2 separate regions of the Homo sapiens genome follow, and region 2 is linked to region 1. Evidence: read pairs that join two places in POLR2A ChIA-PET (ENCODE). Cell type or tissue: A673. All regions are shown on one strand. Region 1 overlaps SHE (Src homology 2 domain containing E). Region 2 overlaps ASH1L (ASH1 like histone lysine methyltransferase).

The links. ChIA-PET counts read pairs that join two places held together with the same protein. Peaks named below come from ENCODE experiments on the same cell type or tissue, not always from the same donor. Only the 100,000 strongest peaks of a DNase experiment are listed, where the experiment ranks them.
Region 2: POLR2A ChIA-PET joins it to region 1 with 13 read pairs; 2 of 35 experiments call an interaction of 5 or more read pairs at or near these places.

What each region holds. Positions count from the first base shown.
Region 1 is chr1:154,484,139-154,486,638 of GRCh38, forward strand. It overlaps SHE (Src homology 2 domain containing E), which reads right to left. Exons shown (of 6, transcript NM_001010846.3): 4 at 2,389-2,500; 5 at 1,805-1,924; 6 at 1-197. The coding sequence ends at 11. Among named protein-coding and RNA genes, the nearest start is that of TDRD10, 17 kb to the right of the region's middle. In A673, no CTCF peak of the experiment used is centred here; DNase peaks (open chromatin) are centred at 423 and 1,183; H3K27ac peaks cover 1,364 bases.
Region 2 is chr1:155,351,961-155,354,460 of GRCh38, forward strand. ASH1L (ASH1 like histone lysine methyltransferase) reads right to left here. Exons shown (of 28, transcript NM_018489.3): 17 at 746-898. Among named protein-coding and RNA genes, the nearest start is that of MIR555, 6.8 kb to the left of the region's middle. In A673, no CTCF peak of the experiment used is centred here; no DNase peak of the experiment used is centred here.

The DNA of each region.
Region 1 (2,500 bases):
TGGCTGAATCTTAGTGAAGCTTGCTGTGCACTGGGTAGAGTAAAGTCATGTGTTCTGCCCCTTTGAAAGGCAACTTTTCATTGGAATAATAGTGTACCACTTCAGGGATGCTGTCAAACACAGCGCTTGTCTGATTCAGTGTGTATTTGTTGTCTTTGGTCTGAGCCACTATGATGTGGACACATCCTTGACTAGTCCTGGAATGAAAATCAAGGAGGAGACATGAATGAGTGGGCAGAGGATCCCTCCCCACTGAAAACAATTGCAGCCAGATTCACACTAGGTTGATAGGTTCTCATCCATCCCGTAATGGTTCTACACACACAGAAATGCATTCCACACTCTAGTGGTACTCTCAGAAATTTCACAGTCTAAACGCATGTAATCCTTGAGTGGTTTATCCTTATCACATATGAGTCATCAGGTAGTGGAACAAAGAAAACAATTAAAAAGAATGCCAAGTCCCTTCTAGCTCTCAAATTGCAAAACCAGTGCTTACGCCCAAGCACGAGGCTACTAAGGTGAGGTAGAAACTCATCCTCGGCTGGGCACGGTGGCTCACGCCTGTATCCCAGCACTGTGGGAGGCCGAAGTGGGCGGATCACTTGAGGTCAGGAGTTCAAGACCAGCCTGGCCAACATGGTAAAACCCCATCTCTACTAAAAAATACAAAAAAATTAGCCGGGCATGGTGGCAGGCACCTGTAATCCCAGCTACTTGGGAGGCTGAGGCAGGAGAATCACTTGAACCCAGGAGGCGAAGGTTGTAGTGAGCCGAGATTATGCCACTGAACTCTAGCCTAGGCAACAGAGTGAGACTCCATCTCAAAAAAAAAAAAAAAGAAAAAGAAAAGAAACCCCAAAAAAACTCATCCTCCTCACCACAGCTAAAAGGACGTAAGTAAGGGTTCTTCTTCTTTTTTTCCAAAAAGAACACATAAATAATAATAATAAAAACCATTTCCTCCCCTCGCATCTGGAAAGACCATTCCTGGTTGTATAAAATGAAAGCTGGCACCAAAAGCTCAAAGATTTAATCCACAAGCACCAATTTCAGGAACACAGTCGAGCTATTCCTGGTATTGTATATCTGGTGGCCTATCCCATTTTCTGAGCCATATTGCTCAACTCCCCCGCCCGACTCTGTTCTCCTCCAGCCTGATTGTTTCAGCTGCAGGGGCTCAGCTTCCTCAGGAAGGAAATGCTGTTAGGGCTCTTGACAATGATCCTCCAATACAGGGACACTGAACTCACGGAGCAGTGAGAATTTCCATGATACACACTCCACCAGGCCTACCAGGCAAAAGTGAATTTTCTGTGTACAATCAGACAGAGGGAGCAACAGGCAAGTCAGCATTTCCTTCTTCACCAGAAGAAACTGGTGTCAAAATTGCAGTTGGCATTTTGACAATCAGGGGGATCTTGATTTATTAAAGTCCCCAATACTAGGGAATAAAAGAAGAATGACTGTACTACCCTGTTAGAAATAATTCTTTTCATCAGGAATTATTTCTCTACTGAGAGGGCCTACTCCAGATTAGGTAATGTAAGGTAGACATTGACTAATGCACAAAGATAATGCAATAAGACCTTCATTATCATAATAGATAATGGAGGCATTTACCCAATACCAATTTTGCATTCTCATCCAAGTGTCTCATGTTCCATTGTCCAAACAAATGCCTCTTATTTTCTGCAATGCACACCCCTGTGAAACACCTTCACAGTATGTTTTTTTTGACTAGAAGACTGTCACACAGTGTTCCTTCCCCTTGGAGATGAGGAAAGCCATGGGGCTTACTTACTTTAGGGCAATGGAGTACCTGCTGTTCCCTGACTCACTATTTCGAACCAGGTAACCAGCTTCTTTGCAGGGCTGTAGTCGACTCTCAGCCTCAGCACGGCTGATGGCACCATGATACCAGCTGAAAAATGGGGGTGGAAGAGGGGAAAGCACCATGAGTGTCAAAATACAAATCCAGACTGGGCATTGCTCCATAAAGCGTTGTTTGAAATGAACTTCTGGCAGAGACGCAACAGCCTGAACTAGATCCTGCTTCACATTCAGAACAGACAAAATGCAGATCTGGGTGATCCCAGATCACAAAGCCTATCAATCATACAAGAGTGAGTTAACGGCGCTAGTGTCATTTGAACAGTTTTCACTCTCTACAGAAGAATAAGACTTACAATGAGCTTGTTGAGATGCAGTGCACTTTCCATTTTGCACAATGCACTGGGCTTTGAAGATGGGTTTTCATTAAAAACCCCATCCAGGCAAGTGTTCATTAACAAAAATAATCATGTGAAATGGGCCAATGTGCTCCCTGATACAAAGCTGTAAGCTCCCAGCTGTTGTCTGTTACAAGGATCTGAGGAGGAGACTCACGGCTGCTTCTCCAGGGGCAGGCCCGGGTCCACTTTCTCTCCCTCACTGTGGTCCGAGAGGGCTGGCTTCAGGATCTTCTGGGTCCAGCTCTTCTGCCGGTGGTGCTGCCTCA
Region 2 (2,500 bases), 870 kb after region 1:
TGAATATTTTCTGTAATTGATTTTTCCTGTAACAGTTACTCTGTATTATGAAAATGGAATTTACGGTGAGGGGCCACTTCTCATTTGCTACCATACTTAATTTCTGGCAATTTCACTAGCAGAGTAAAAGAGCCCGTGTTTCATGCTCAGAATGCAGTGACATGGTAGACATACTTACTGCAGTTTCATGTTCGGTGAGATGAGCCTACTTGAGAATGCAAGACAGACATGGTGGCTCATGCTTATAATCCCAGAACTTTGGGAGGTCGAGGCAGAAGGATCGCTTGAGGCCAGGAGTTCAAGACCAGCCTGGGCAACATAGCGAGACCTCCATCTCAAAAAAAAAAAAAAAAAAAAAAAAGACAGAATGCAGAGAGTGTGATTTATTTTGGGAATGTAAATGGAATAGGTGCCTCAAAATTCAAAACTTTACATCTTACATCTTAGGGCAGTTTGGTCCCCATTTTTCTCTTTATATCCTTAGGTTAAGAAAACTGCAAAAAGCCACTATAATATCAAAGATAATCAGGAGACAGAAAAAGAAATGAAAAAGAAAAGAAATGCCCACGAGCAGTAGCTCATACCTGTAATCCCAGCACTTTGGGAGGCCTAGACAGAAGGATCACTTGAGCCCAGGAGTCTGAGACTAGCCTGGGCAATATAGCAAGACCCTATCTCTATTTATTTAAAAAAAAAAGAAAAAGAAAAAGAAAAAAAGAACGAATTTGAAGGTGGTTATAGTCACCTTTATAAGAGATGATACCATCACAAATTTCTTTGAAGATCTGGGCTAGGCGGGCTGCCCGAGCCACTTCAATATTTTCCTCTGCAGCTGCCAACCGTCTTGTTCGAACAGATCGAGCTGTCTGCAGGGCAGAGAACTGGGTCATGAAGACATCTGGAAAAATAAAGTGAAAATTAAGTTACAGGAAACAAGGAGCTCTACATGTCTTTCTCTTTCCCAATGGATTCCTGCCATTTGCTCTATTTTCCCCTGAAGTGATTAGGTAGATTAGTGGGCACAGAGTTCTTTCTATCTTCTGTAATGAAAAATCAGGAAACACTGGAATTTACTGGAGACAAAATGCTGCAAGAGGGACCTTAGCTTAGTGCTCAAATGCAATACAGTATAGCAGTTGTAAGTCTGGGCTTCAAAATGAATCTATCAGCATCTGAATTCTGGTGTCACTGCTTATTAGTTGTGTGATCTTGGGCAAGTTATTTAACCCATGGGTCAGCTTCTCAAACATAAAATGAGAACAATGGTAGTACTTCCCTCATAAGGAAATAATGCAGGTTAAATGAGATAATGCTTTTAATGTGTTTTGCTCAGTGCCTGACATGTAAGCACTCTGTAAATGATATCTGTTATTATTAGAAGAAGTAAACTAGTTAGGATATAACTTCAAAGAATTTATGCCAATCAAATCATTGACAGGATGTAAGATTATGGGCAAATTTTTAAATCTATCTAGTTAGCATTCAGCATATCCCTCACACATCACATAGAATTGCTTCTACCTTTTGAGGGGAAGAAGGAAAGGATTAAAAAAAAGAGCATGATCTTTTGAACACTCTGTTTTCAGTTAGAAAGGATGCTTGGACATGCTAGTTCCTCTGCTTTCAGTCTCTTCTGGATAATATCTGAACTCAGGAGTGCTGTTATTGAAGGTTACAGAAAGGAAATCTGATGGTTTGTGAGTACAGTGCTAATCTGAATGTGAGAAAAAAAGGTCTTCAAACTGATAATGACCCGTCCCCCACTGAATCTGAATGTGAGAAATGACCCGTCCCCAGCTGAATCTGAATGTGAGATAAAAAGGTCTTCAAACTGATAATGACCTGTCCACCCACTGATAATTACCCGTCCCCCACCCCAATTTCCCCAGTGGATTTGGTATCACTATTTACTCTGTCTGCAAGTTATTTTCAAGGTAGGAAGTAACAAAGAGGGCCCACTATCTATCTGATACCTAATGACTATTTCAGACTACAGGTCATGTTTGAAAGGCTGTAGGAGGTTTCTTTCTATTCCCTAAAGAGAGGAAAGCTGAAGAACTGGGATGGATAGGTTATTACTGACTGATGTGTACATATTTGGATCATAACTTTTTTGGTCAATACTAAAAGGAGTTGTTAAATAGATTATCTGCTGGAAAGCAACTAAAATAAATTAATAGAAATTCGGCTGAGTGTGGTGGCTTACGCCTGTAATCCCAACACTTTGGGAGGCCAAGGCAGGCGAATCACCTTGATTCCAAGGCAGGAGGTCAGGAGTTCGAGACCAGCCTGGCCAACATGGCAAAACCCCCTCTCTACTAAAAATACAAAAATTAGCCGGGCATGGTGGCGGGCGCCTGTAATCCCAGCTACTCAGGAGGCTGAGGCAGGATAATTGCTTGAACCCAGGAGGCAGAGGTTGCAGTGAGCCTAGATCATGCCATTGCACTCCAGTCTGGGCAACAAGAGTGAAACTCTGTCTCAAAAAAAAGAAATGTTT